Regions from separate parts of the Homo sapiens genome. Here region 2 is linked to region 1. A link is a contact called in ENCODE Hi-C or POLR2A ChIA-PET data. All regions are on one chromosome and are shown on one strand. Each heading gives the region's core, a stretch centred on a gene start or an enhancer-like site at or near the end of the contact. The rest is flanking DNA. Distances are from core to core; before and after follow the strand shown. Region 1 has its middle 260 kb from the start of ZNF608. Region 2 has its middle 88 kb from the start of LINC01170.

Region 1 (5,565 bases), core at 2,247-4,746:
TGGGAGGGGGTGTGGGTATGCCTATTCATAAGAATAATGTGGTAATAGTCCAATGAAACTTCTGCTTTCTCTGATACCACAGATCTGAGATTTGAGATCTGATACCACAAATGCCTTAATGTGGCTGGCATTCATGAGAAGGTATGCAACTATTGTTGAAATATGAAGAACTCAGAATGTCAAGAGAGAAGAGGGTAAGTTCAAAATCTGAGTCATCAACCAAATTTCTTGACACTGACTGCCGCAGCCATTAGTGCTAAATAGATTTGAACCACTACCACCAGCCATAAAGGACAGATACAACCAGTAGTCCCTAGCAAAGAACACAACCTCAAGGACCAGTGGCCACAGCAGGGAATTATACTAACAATAGATCTATAATAGCCCTTTCCTCTCTTATTCATTGCCTCTGTAGATATTTTTTGTTCCTCTCTGGTGAGAAGGAACTGGCTAATGTGGGACTCTGGGGTGGGAATAGATTCTTTCCTTGTTGCTTTGAAAAAGTGCTGCTCATGCAGCTGTTATTTCTATGAAGACATCCAGTTGATAAAAGAATCAAGGGGCCAAACATAATAATTTAAGTATAATTGGCAACCAGATTCTCATAGCCTGAAAAAAGGAAAAATGTTTTGTTAATGAGAATATAGATCAAAGTCTTTTGTAGGAACATATGCTACATTTCTTTAGTATGTTTCTTGACAGAGCCCATTAGTCTGTCAATTTCTGAGTCCCAAATTGCAAATTTGAAATTGATGTAGACCCAAGCTTGGCATCAAAAATATTCTAGTTGAGTAACAAATCAGTTTTCACATTACTGTTATGTTTTATTTGCTTGATAGAGGCTATATAAGCAATAGGACTGGGATATGTGTGCATTCCGAGTGCCTGGAGTGGCGAAGATGGGGAAGAGAAAGGATACAGATGGAGTTCGAATGGATCTGGGTATATTAGTTATAGCATATGATTGCTGTATATCTGGAAATCCAGAAATACATATTTAGGAACAAACCCTATATATAATTGTTTACATCCACATCAGTTTGGTATTTGACATTTACTTACGTTACACACACACACACACACACACAAACAAACACACTGCATAGTTTATTTATTACATAATTCATTGGACCGAATTTATTAAATCATACCAGGGCTTAGCCTTGTATGGTCTATTGATTTCTAGTTTAGTCCTAGATTATAACTTGACCTACTCTTCTGCTAGATGGTTTACAAAAACCGCGAACAAAATTTCACAATGCTAAAGACATAAAAAGCAAATAAAAATCCACCATGCTAAATGCTCTCAAGAAGGTCACCTTTCTAATCCAGCTACTGTTACCAGAGAATACCTACAACAAAGACAAGTTTGTTTATGACTGTGGTCCGCTGCTTATCTGCACAATTTATTGGTCACATAAAATATTTTGTAATTTCGTACTACAGTGGGTTTGACAGAAATGTCCACATATCTTACGTAATACTTTGACTGGTTCTATCTATTTAAATTTAAATCTAAGTATATTATTTGTAAAGTTTCTAGGTTGAGTGTAAACATTGCACTGTATGCATAAATGGTTAAACCTAACCTAAACATAACCATCACATTTCTAAGAAAAGTATTTTTCTTCCTATATTTTCTTTGAGTAAGCAGAAAAAAATCCATCAGTACTTACATTTAGGCACATATCAAGCTCCATTGTTTACTTTAAGAATTAGAGTATAAATGAACTTCTTTCTTTTATATAAATGCACATATTTTTACACTGAAATCTCTCAGCTAACTCGTGACACTTGACATTAATCACATACATAGATCAACAAAGACTTTGCTTTCATATAGAAAGTAATTTCAAACATATTTCTAAATTATGACTTGTTATTGCAGTCAATTTAATTATCTAGCTAATGACAATGTATGTTCATAATCAAAGTAGTCAAAAATACCAAGTTTAGTAATTAGACCATATAATTCCTTAACAACTCAATTTATAATGGAAAAGTACAATGCTTTTAGACAATGTTCTTCAAATACTCCTCTATATTCAGAATTAGGAATTCCACAGTGTATTCTTTTGACATTTAAAGCTGGAGATGGAGTGTTTAGGTTAGAAGCGTAGCTCCCTCCTGTATTCTACCTGAAATTGCTTGTAAGTCACATTACATTCTAAATCCATTTCCCCTCAAACCATGCTGAGGGTATAACATTTACTCTCTGTCATTAATGTTCTTTTCTGTAAGACATACCAATATGAATTGTAACACAATGAAACAATTAATCTTTCTTGGGCAATTTTAATGATTCTATAATTATAGAAAACTATAGAAAATCATGTTTTCCCGTTTATCAACTCAGATACTCAGTGACATTTCAATGCCAAAGACAAAAAAAAAAAAAAAAAAAAAAAAGGCGGGGTGGGGGGGGGAAGGGGAGAATCTCCTGTATTTTCATTTTAAGAGTATCATACTAACGGAAATCTATAAACTAAACATAGATAGTGTCACAAATGCAAACTGACACATGGCATAACTGGTGGCTGTGCAAAAATCCAGCCGGAAAAGTACTAAAATAGGCTAATTTCATTTCTGCCAGCTGCCTGCCTTTCCATTCTTTATCTCAGCTATTAGGTTTGAATAAATTTCATCTCCCACACTACAAGTAATGAGCAGGCAATGACTTATGAAGCACCGAGACCAAGTTAAGACAGAATTAGAATACAATTTTAATGAGACGGAGCTGAGAAAGTGGAAGTGTTACTCCTTTGACAGACTTGGCAAAATACCCAATATTATTTCAAATGCTCTTTCCTTTTTACAAAGAAACTGTCAAATATTAAAATAAAAATTATAAAAAATAAGACTGAGGAATTCTTTAGGGGCAGATTGTTAATGTGATTGTAAGCTAAAAATAGTTATTAGAGAAGTCATTTAAGGAAGAGAGCAAATGTGACTTCAATGTAAACATATTAAATATAAATACTCCTCTGAAAACAAACAACATGCTTTGGTTTCTCTGGGAAAAAAAAAAAGCAATTAACATTCAGGTAACATGCATCTCTTTGAAATGAGGTCCAGAAATTGTTGGGGGAATGGAGAGTAGACAAATATTTTCTTTGTTAGCACTTAATTGGAAGTCTATAAAATAATGTTATTATATGGCTTTGAAATACACTCAAAATAAACTGGTGTAAAAACAAGATAAACTCAAGCATGATTTTTTTTTAACATCCAACGTTCAGTACACCAGGTGGTGGGGGCAGTCCCCTGGAAGCATAAAGGGAAGTGGTCTTTGGCTAATAAGGAAGGTTTGCACCACAATAAAAGCATTTATTTTCACACTTAAAATCATGGGGAAGGTGTTCAATGGAAAAACCCAAATGCCACAAAATAACAAGAACAACTAAAATTGTTAAGGACTTCAAACTACCAAAACTAATGAAAGGGATTTTCCAGCCTGATGCCCCCACTCATATTAGGTAACGACGTCCCATCCTCCTTAGATGCCCTGTGCCTTCTCAGCTAAGCTGAGCTGAGGTCTGGGCCAAATTGAGCAGCACAGCAAGGCTACTTATACTCTACACTTTAAATTAATTCCTCCAAACATCCCCCAAACAGTTACTGGAGGCTTTTTTTCTCCCCCTCCCCCCACATACCCCTTACTGTTTCTGTCTTTCGTTTAGTGATTACTTCCTGTCGGTTTTTCTAGTGCCTAAAACATATGTGATTTGCTGCAGGCAGTCAGTATTTATAAGGAGAGCCTCACAGCAGGTGCCACTTACAAAAAAAGGCCCCTGTGAGCATGAGTGCACAAGTGTTATCCCATGACCCAAGGGTCATGCTGCTGTTCCTACACAATGTTTAGCAAAGGAAGGTTCTTTCCATCAACAACTGATAAACAGTATTCGTCTGATCGGCCAGATTTTTTATGAAATGATAAAGCGAATGAATATATCTATGCGTCTTTAAAAAGATACATGCATGCTTTCAAAATTATATGTAGCTATTCTGACTCTGCGGTCAACAAATGACCAGAAAAAAAAATCTAGTAATTTTTTAATGCTGATGGGTAATTTCACTCGGTGCCCCCAGTCTTCCATGCCCCAAATTCACTTCCTTGACTTTGAAGTCTGGGTCCCTTAAAGCTGTGAAATTTCCTGGATAACAAACAATGCTAAGAAAACTTTGTTTTGAGAAAATAGATTTGATAGCCATGGGACCTGTAAATGTAGTTTGCTTTTTACATCCAATAACAGTGACCAAAAAGGGGTGTGCTACCTTTTCCCATAAATGTTTCCATTCTTTAAACAGCATGTTAGAAATTCAGTTAAAGGGATTTAATGGAGCTAATTATAGTTGGTGAACCTCTCTAGCTTTCTTCTTGTTTTTCCCCCTGAGAGTTGTTCAGCATCACCCACTTGCAATGCAAGCTTTCCTTAGCCTGGATCTGTCCAGTGATGCTCCCTATTCCACGGGCCCCCATCAGCATATCTATTGTAACTTATTGTGAAAATCAGACCCAAGAAATCCAAAGAAAGCCCAAGGCAATACGGGGAGTTTTAAAACTGTTCTCCCAAGTATGATCAACAAATCACATTTTGGTGTATTTAAGGTAATCCTTTTGGGAGGCCTAATTAAGTTGGTAGGAAAATTATGTGATATCTATTTTATATTATAATATTATATAAAATATAGGTTATATATTCCAAGGTTATATATTATATAGGTTATATATTACAAGGTTTGTCATGTTTTATATATGAAACATGATACAAAATTGGAAGATGTATTTCCAATTCATGAAAGAATAATGAAAGAAGACAAAAGAATGAAGCTTTAGTTGTCTACCATGTTATACATTTACAGTATGCATAGGGGAAAGGTCACATTGTCAGTTTATATCCAACAAAGATTACTTAAGAAATTTGGATTTTCACAAATAATAGAGTCTTATGCTCCCATCTCCCTGTTACCAGCCACCACCTCCCCACCCCTCAACAACCTGATTTCTAAGTAAGAACCCTATTTAGTCCTCAATAACAGAATAAGAAATATTCTTGGTCTGTCATTTGGTCAGTGTCAGATACTAATATGGCAAAAATTAAAATGCTAAGTACTGCTTAATTTCCAAAAAATTTTATGAATCTTGCTCACAAAATTCAGAGGTGGACCTCGGATATGGCCTTGGACTTGGAAGATGGAAAACACACTTGTAATTCTCATTGCCCCTGGTTGTAGGTACTATATCCCATCTATTCCTTCTCCTTTAACTCCTTCCTCCATTTTGGTGTTTTAATTTTTCCCACATGGAACCTTGGGCATACTCCCATTGTGACAGGTACCTTTGTATACAGGCAGCTTTCTCACTAGACTGTTAGATTCTTTTCTGTGCCTAAGAATTAGGATATTGATGATTGGTTGCTGAAAGGATGGATTATAAGATAATGACTAATGCAGTTCAGTGATGGGTAGATGGTCACTCAAGAAGGCTGGCTTAGAGTCCTGGGGACCGGGGTTCATAGAGAGTCGTCATAGAGTATGACAACCATCATAGAGTATGAAAGCTGG
Region 2 (5,952 bases), core at 2,877-5,376, 480 kb before region 1:
GACCTGGGTTTTGTCTGTCTGTTTGTTTGTTAGAAATGAAGTCTTGCTCTGTTGCCCAGGCTAGAGTGCAATGACATAATGGTAGCCCATTGCAGACTCGAACTCCTGGGCTCAAGCAATCCTCCTGCCTCAGTATTCTAAGTAGCTAGGACTACAGGTGCATGCCACCACACCCAGCTAATTTTTTTTATTTTTTGTAGAGATGGGGTCTGAATATGTTGCTCAGCCTGATCTTGAACTCCTGGGCTCAAACAATCCTCCTACCTCAGGCACCCAAAGTGTTGGGATTACAGGGGTGAGCCACTGCACCCAGCTTGGACTCAGTTATTTGGCTTCCACTCTGACTAAGGTTATCTTCAAGGTGCAAAACCACCACAACACTGTACATACTCAAAGTTAACTGGTCCCATTTCCCTTGCTCCAGTTTTTCTATGATTAACAAGACATTAGTAATAAATTAAGGGCTTTTTCCACATGAAGCTCGAAGAGCTATTTGCTTGCTTGTTTTAGTTCCATCATCAAAGACCTTCAGCAGAGACGCGAATCCAAGTATTAATTCTCATGAAAATTCATAACAACATTGGATATTGTCATCTCTAAGGAAAGAAGTACGTGTGACTCTGAGGGTTGCCCTGCCTTTCTGAATACAGTTGACCTTCTGTTAATCATTCTTGTTAGTCATTAAACCAGAGTTATCATAAAATAATGTGTTTGTTAATTGGAAATTAGAATCCCAAAGCAAAGCTGACTTCATCTCTAAAATCACAAGGATCCGGATATAAATCAAGCCTCCACTGGAAGCTGCCATGGGTAACCATGAAATTCAAAATGACATTGCTGTCCTAGAAAAACCTTTGGCCTACTTTCTATTAGGAAAGATCAGAAAAGAGCTTATTTCCCATTTGAAAGAGTGAGTTCTCCTGTTGACAAGAAGATTCTAGGACCACAACCGCAATTTGGAAATGAGAGAAGTCTATTGCTGTAGTACTCTCTTTCTGGAATCTCTTCCATGTAAAACTTCAAGGAACATAGGCCAAACAGTTGGTATGGTTGGGTTTCCAAAGGGCTGTGAAGGCTCCCTTTGTATTTTCTCTGCTTTTAACCTCAGTGTGACTACTCCGTTTGGAAAAGTCACCAGGACTTTGACATGGGCTAAGACTGAAGCCCATCAAGCCCCGAAAGCAGTATGCCATTACAACTGTACCTTCTGAGGCGGTGCACGACTTTTCTCCACTACAAGAACAATGAGATGACTCTCTTTCTGGCCACCAGGAGGTCTCTGAGTTTCACTTCTGCTATGACTCCCTCCACCAGAGCTGATAAAGGCAGCAGAGATGAAGCAGCAGGTAGCTCCCTTTGCAGGTCTGGCACTGCCCTAAATGAATATGAGAAAGCCTCTGGCTAACGTCAGCTTGGCATCCCTGTCAAAATCTCCCCTTTATGTTTTCATTGTGCATCCATTTTGCCTTCTTTGTCTTGCCTTTCCAGTTTCCGTGGATCTCCAGGTTGCTGACCACCTGCTCAGGCTTTGTAGCCACCTGCATTAATATCCCTTTGACATCTACTTCCTCCTAACACCAAACTGCTAGACTCTTTCCAGAAACCTTTGTTCTGAGCCCTGCTGTCAATTTATACTCTTATCTGCTCACCTGTCCCCAGGCCCTCCAGTTCTGCTTTGAATATAAGCCTTCTCCCTCATGTTTCCACCCCATACCCAAGGATTCCACCACCATGCCAAGCCTCCATCCCCTACCAGGCCAGCACACCCTGGCCTTGGTCTCTCAATGTGAATTAAATCTCCATCTGCCTTCAATATTTCTCTAAATGGCTCTTTATCCAGCTTAACCCCTACATTTTTCACTGACTTAAGGATATGATCACACCTTACGAAGAGTTTATGCTATTCTGAACTGAACACCTGGAGAGGAATATGAGTACAATCAAATATAGTTATGAGCTGGATGCTCACCACATCCACACATGCTGTTAGCTTTTGATAGGTAAGATGCATTCCTAAGAATATTATGCTTCACCATAAAAACCCTAGGAGAAAACCTAGGCATTACCATTCAGGACATAGGCATGGGCAAGGACTTCATGTCTAAAACACCAAAAGCAATGGCAACAAAAGCCAAAATTGACAAATGGGATCTAATTAAACTAAAGAGCTTCTGCACAGCAAAAGAAACTACCATCAGAGTGAACAGGCAACCCACAAAATGGGAGAAAATTTTCACAACCTACTCATCTCACAAAGGGCTAATATCCAGAATCTACAATGAACTGAAACAAATTTACAAGAAAAAAACAAACAACCCCATCAAAAAGTGGGCAAAGGACATGAACAGACACTTTTCAAAAGAAGACATTTATGCAGCCAAAAAACACATGAAAAAATGCTCACCATCACTGGCCATCAGAGAAATGCAAATCAAAACCGCAATGAGATATCATCTCACACCAGTGAGAATGGCAATCATTAAAAAGTCAGGAAACAACAGGTGCTAGAGAGGATGTGGAGAAATAGGAACACTTTTACACTGTTGGTGGGACTGTAAACTAGTTCAACCCTTGTGGAAGTCACTGTGGCGATTCCTCAGGGATCTAGAACTAGAAATACCATTTGACCCAGCCATCCCATTACTGGGTATATACCCAAAGGACTATAAATCATGCTGCTATAAAGACACATGCACACATATGTTTATTGCGGCACTGTTCACAATAGCAAAGACTTGGAACCAACCCAAATGTCAAACAATCATAGACTGGATTAAGAAAATGTGGCACATATACACTACGGAATACTATGCAGCCATAAAAAATGATGAGTTCATGTCCTTTGCAGGGACATGGATGAAATTGGAAATCATCATTCTCAGTAAACTATCGCAAGAACAAAAAACCAAACACTGCATATTCTCACTCATAGGTGGGAATTGAACAATGAGAACACACGGACACAGGAAGGGGAACATCACACTCTGGGGACTGGTGTGGGGTGGGGGGAGGGGGGAGGGATAGCACTGGGAGATATACCTAATGCTAGATGACGAGTTAGTGGGTGCAGCGCACCAGCATGTCACATGTATACATATGTAACTAACCTGCACATTGTGCACATGTACCCTAAAACTTAAAGTATAATAAAAAAAAAAGATTAAAAAAAAAGAATACTATGCTTTAAAGATTTTGCTATTCAAGGAAATAATGACTTCTGATTGCTTTTCCTGCAATCCAAAATCATATCATTACTGCCAAAAAAAAAAATTCTGAAGTCCAGACATGAGACTACAAACTACTATATTCTCCTTTTATGCCTCCTGGCCTCACTGAACTGCAAAGGCAATTGGGAAGTGTAAGGTGTCTAGGCAGTCATTGTACAGCTTCCGTTACCATGAAGGAAATAGAAAAGTGGTTTTGGTGGACAGCTAGCAGTCTCCACAACTTGTTTACTAATTAATACCAAATATGTCAGTAATTCTGATTTTCCTATATGCCGTTCACAGACTTACAAACCAGAAGTCTCCTTATGGAAATCACCTTACTTCTTGTGCAAATGCGATTTTAAAATTTTTTATATCAGTCTTTTTTTTTCTTTTTTCACTGTATTTACTAATGGAATATGGAGATTCTACATGGCCCCATATTTTCTGCTCCATTGAAAAATGGCTTTTGAGACCAGTGTAATTTAAGGGTGGCCAAGAGGCAGTAAGATTTTTTTAAGCCTTCCATTCCATTTTTACACATAAGAAGGCAGCTTACAAAATGGCAACGCAAACCTATTGCAAGCAATGATGATTGCGTTCCCCATCTAGAGCGCTGCTGAGTCTCAGCAGCCTGGACTTCAAAGTTCATCGTTTGCTTATGGACTTTAGCCTGTTTTATCTCTGACTCCAGAAATAAAGCCTTTTGAAAGAATTTTGAGAATGAGGAAGGCTTTTTTGTCTCTCTCTATCTCAGACCAGCCCTAGTGTTTTATTGCACCCAATGTGCTAACTCAGCCATACCAGTATTGGAACAAGCTAAGGATTAAGAAATCCGGTTGGAGGCAGTCTGCAGTAGTGTGCAGTATTTACTGCCAGGCAGCTTCTATCAAGAGTGCCAGTGAAAAAATAGCCAGCACATCTATTATAGCAAAAAACTCCTGGAAGAGAGACCGGGGGTGTGGGGGTGCAGGGAAGGAACCAAGACATTGCCAATGTTTTAAATAGCTCAGAGTGCACACACACTACTTGTGTAGCGATAGAAAAATGAGTAATATTGATAGTTAGGTAAAAGCAGCAGCATTCAGAACTGAGTCAGAAATGAGGAAAGAGCTGGGGCAAAATAGTTTCATGATCCTTTGGTAAAGAGTCAAATCACCTGTTATAAAAGATTTCATCATTGAGTAGAGAATACCTACAGCCATCCTGGGAGAGTATTAGTGTGGTCTGTTCATAAATTCCCTGGCAAACTATCCTAGGATGAGTCAACCTTGGGGATGTACAGCATTCTTGCCCCCAGAAAGATTCGGAAGCAATGGTACAAATTCAAGAACATTTGGTTTTTAACATGAAGTTCCTAGGAAATTAGCAATTTGCCTGTGACCAAGAAGGACAACTATGCCAAATGATCTGCCACCTCAAGATCTCTGGGACTTTCCTACAACCCTGGGACAGAGTCAGATTGAAGCCCAAACAATGGATGATACTAAATTTCCTGCAGTCGCAATGGAATAAGAACTCAGAGACAGATTTCATTTAATTTAGGAAAACGAGGCAGCGTGACATCTCTCACACATTCACATCTAGGAATAAGATGCATACCTACTATGATAGAAACGAAACAATGGAATGTCATTGATATCTCTATGAGCACCCTTTGCCTTGCATTTATGTAGCATGTTTACATTTTCAAAATGATCAAAGCAACTTCTCCACGTGACTATAGAAAAGAGAATTTGCCTGAATGCACCAGCCTAGACAGAGGAAGAGCTATGGCCAGCCCTGAAAACATACCATCCTCTAAAGCGAACAAAGGTAATTTTTAAAAGACACACACAAGTATTGCCAAGAGAATTGCCATTTCCAGTTTGAAATGTGCATCCTCTTTTTTTTTTTTTTTTTTTTTTTTTGAGACAGAGTCTTGCTCTGTCACCCAGGCTGGAGTGCAGTGGTGCGATTTCGGCTCACTACAACCACCGTCTTCTGGGTTCAAGCGATTCTCCTGCCTCAGGAGAGCAACTGGGATTACAGGCGCGTGCCATCGCACTTGGCTAATTTTTTGTATTTTTAGTAGAATTGGGGTTTCACCATGTTAACCAGGATGGTCTTGATCTCCTGACCTCATGATCCACCCGCCTCGGCCTCCCAAAGTGCTGGGATTACAGGCGTGAGTCACCACACCTGGCCGAAATGTGTATCTTCTAAGATGTGGGAGATCATGGCCATCTCTGCTTTTCCTTATGAGTGGTTTTCAAAGTGTTCTCTGAGTTGCCTTAGACATTCCACTACTTGCCTTGGAGAGGATGCTGGGGGAGTTAGATGGGGATCCAGAGCTTGACTCTCCCTTTCCATCCAGGCTATGAGTCACAACTTTACTCTTCTCAGTTGGGTTCTGAATATATGGTGTGGTTCCTGTGGTTTCACTTGAAGAAGAGTTCTGCTGCTTAAATAGAAGTGAAAACCACCTTTAGAGACTGTTATCAAAAAAAAAAAAATTGTTAAGTTTCTTCCAAACACCCTTCATTATTGGTTGCCCAAAGAATGCTAAATCAAGTCACTAGACAATCATTTCTGAGCCCCGCCAAGCAAGTGTGTTCACGCTAAATGACATTAACACTTTTAGCTTGACTCATTTTATTTTTGCATGTCTTTATATTCAGATTTTCATTCCAGTTTCATATCCAATTGTCAAATAATAATAAAGATTTCATCTAAAATGAAATATTGTTTGTTTAAAAATCCATAA

The links. Hi-C counts contacts between places; a loop is a spot of excess contacts on that map. ChIA-PET counts read pairs that join two places held with the same protein, here RNA polymerase II (POLR2A). Pooled maps may share reads with other maps.
Region 2: a map of OCI-LY7 shows a loop between it and region 1 (2.6-fold over the local background). The contact joins two enhancer-like sites. A Hi-C loop is called at or near these places in 3 of 168 maps with a recorded cell type or tissue (B cell, Caco-2 and OCI-LY7), 9 of 37 single-sample maps with no recorded cell type and 6 of 50 pooled maps. POLR2A ChIA-PET finds 5 or more read pairs at or near these places in 2 of 52 experiments (OCI-LY7 and activated CD4-positive, alpha-beta T cell).

Annotation. Positions count from the first base shown.
Region 1 is chr5:125,002,820-125,008,384 of GRCh38, forward strand. No RefSeq gene overlaps it. Among named protein-coding and RNA genes, the nearest start is that of ZNF608, 260 kb to the left of the region's middle. RefSeq lists an enhancer at 30-788 and a silencer at 3,753-3,802. Within about 2 kb of position 3,497, at least 3 of the 41 ENCODE cell types and tissues checked have a DNase peak (open chromatin) inside an H3K27ac peak, as active enhancers do.
Region 2 is chr5:124,523,470-124,529,421 of GRCh38, forward strand. No RefSeq gene overlaps it. Among named protein-coding and RNA genes, the nearest start is that of LINC01170, 88 kb to the left of the region's middle. Within about 2 kb of position 4,127, at least 2 of the 41 ENCODE cell types and tissues checked have a DNase peak (open chromatin) inside an H3K27ac peak, as active enhancers do.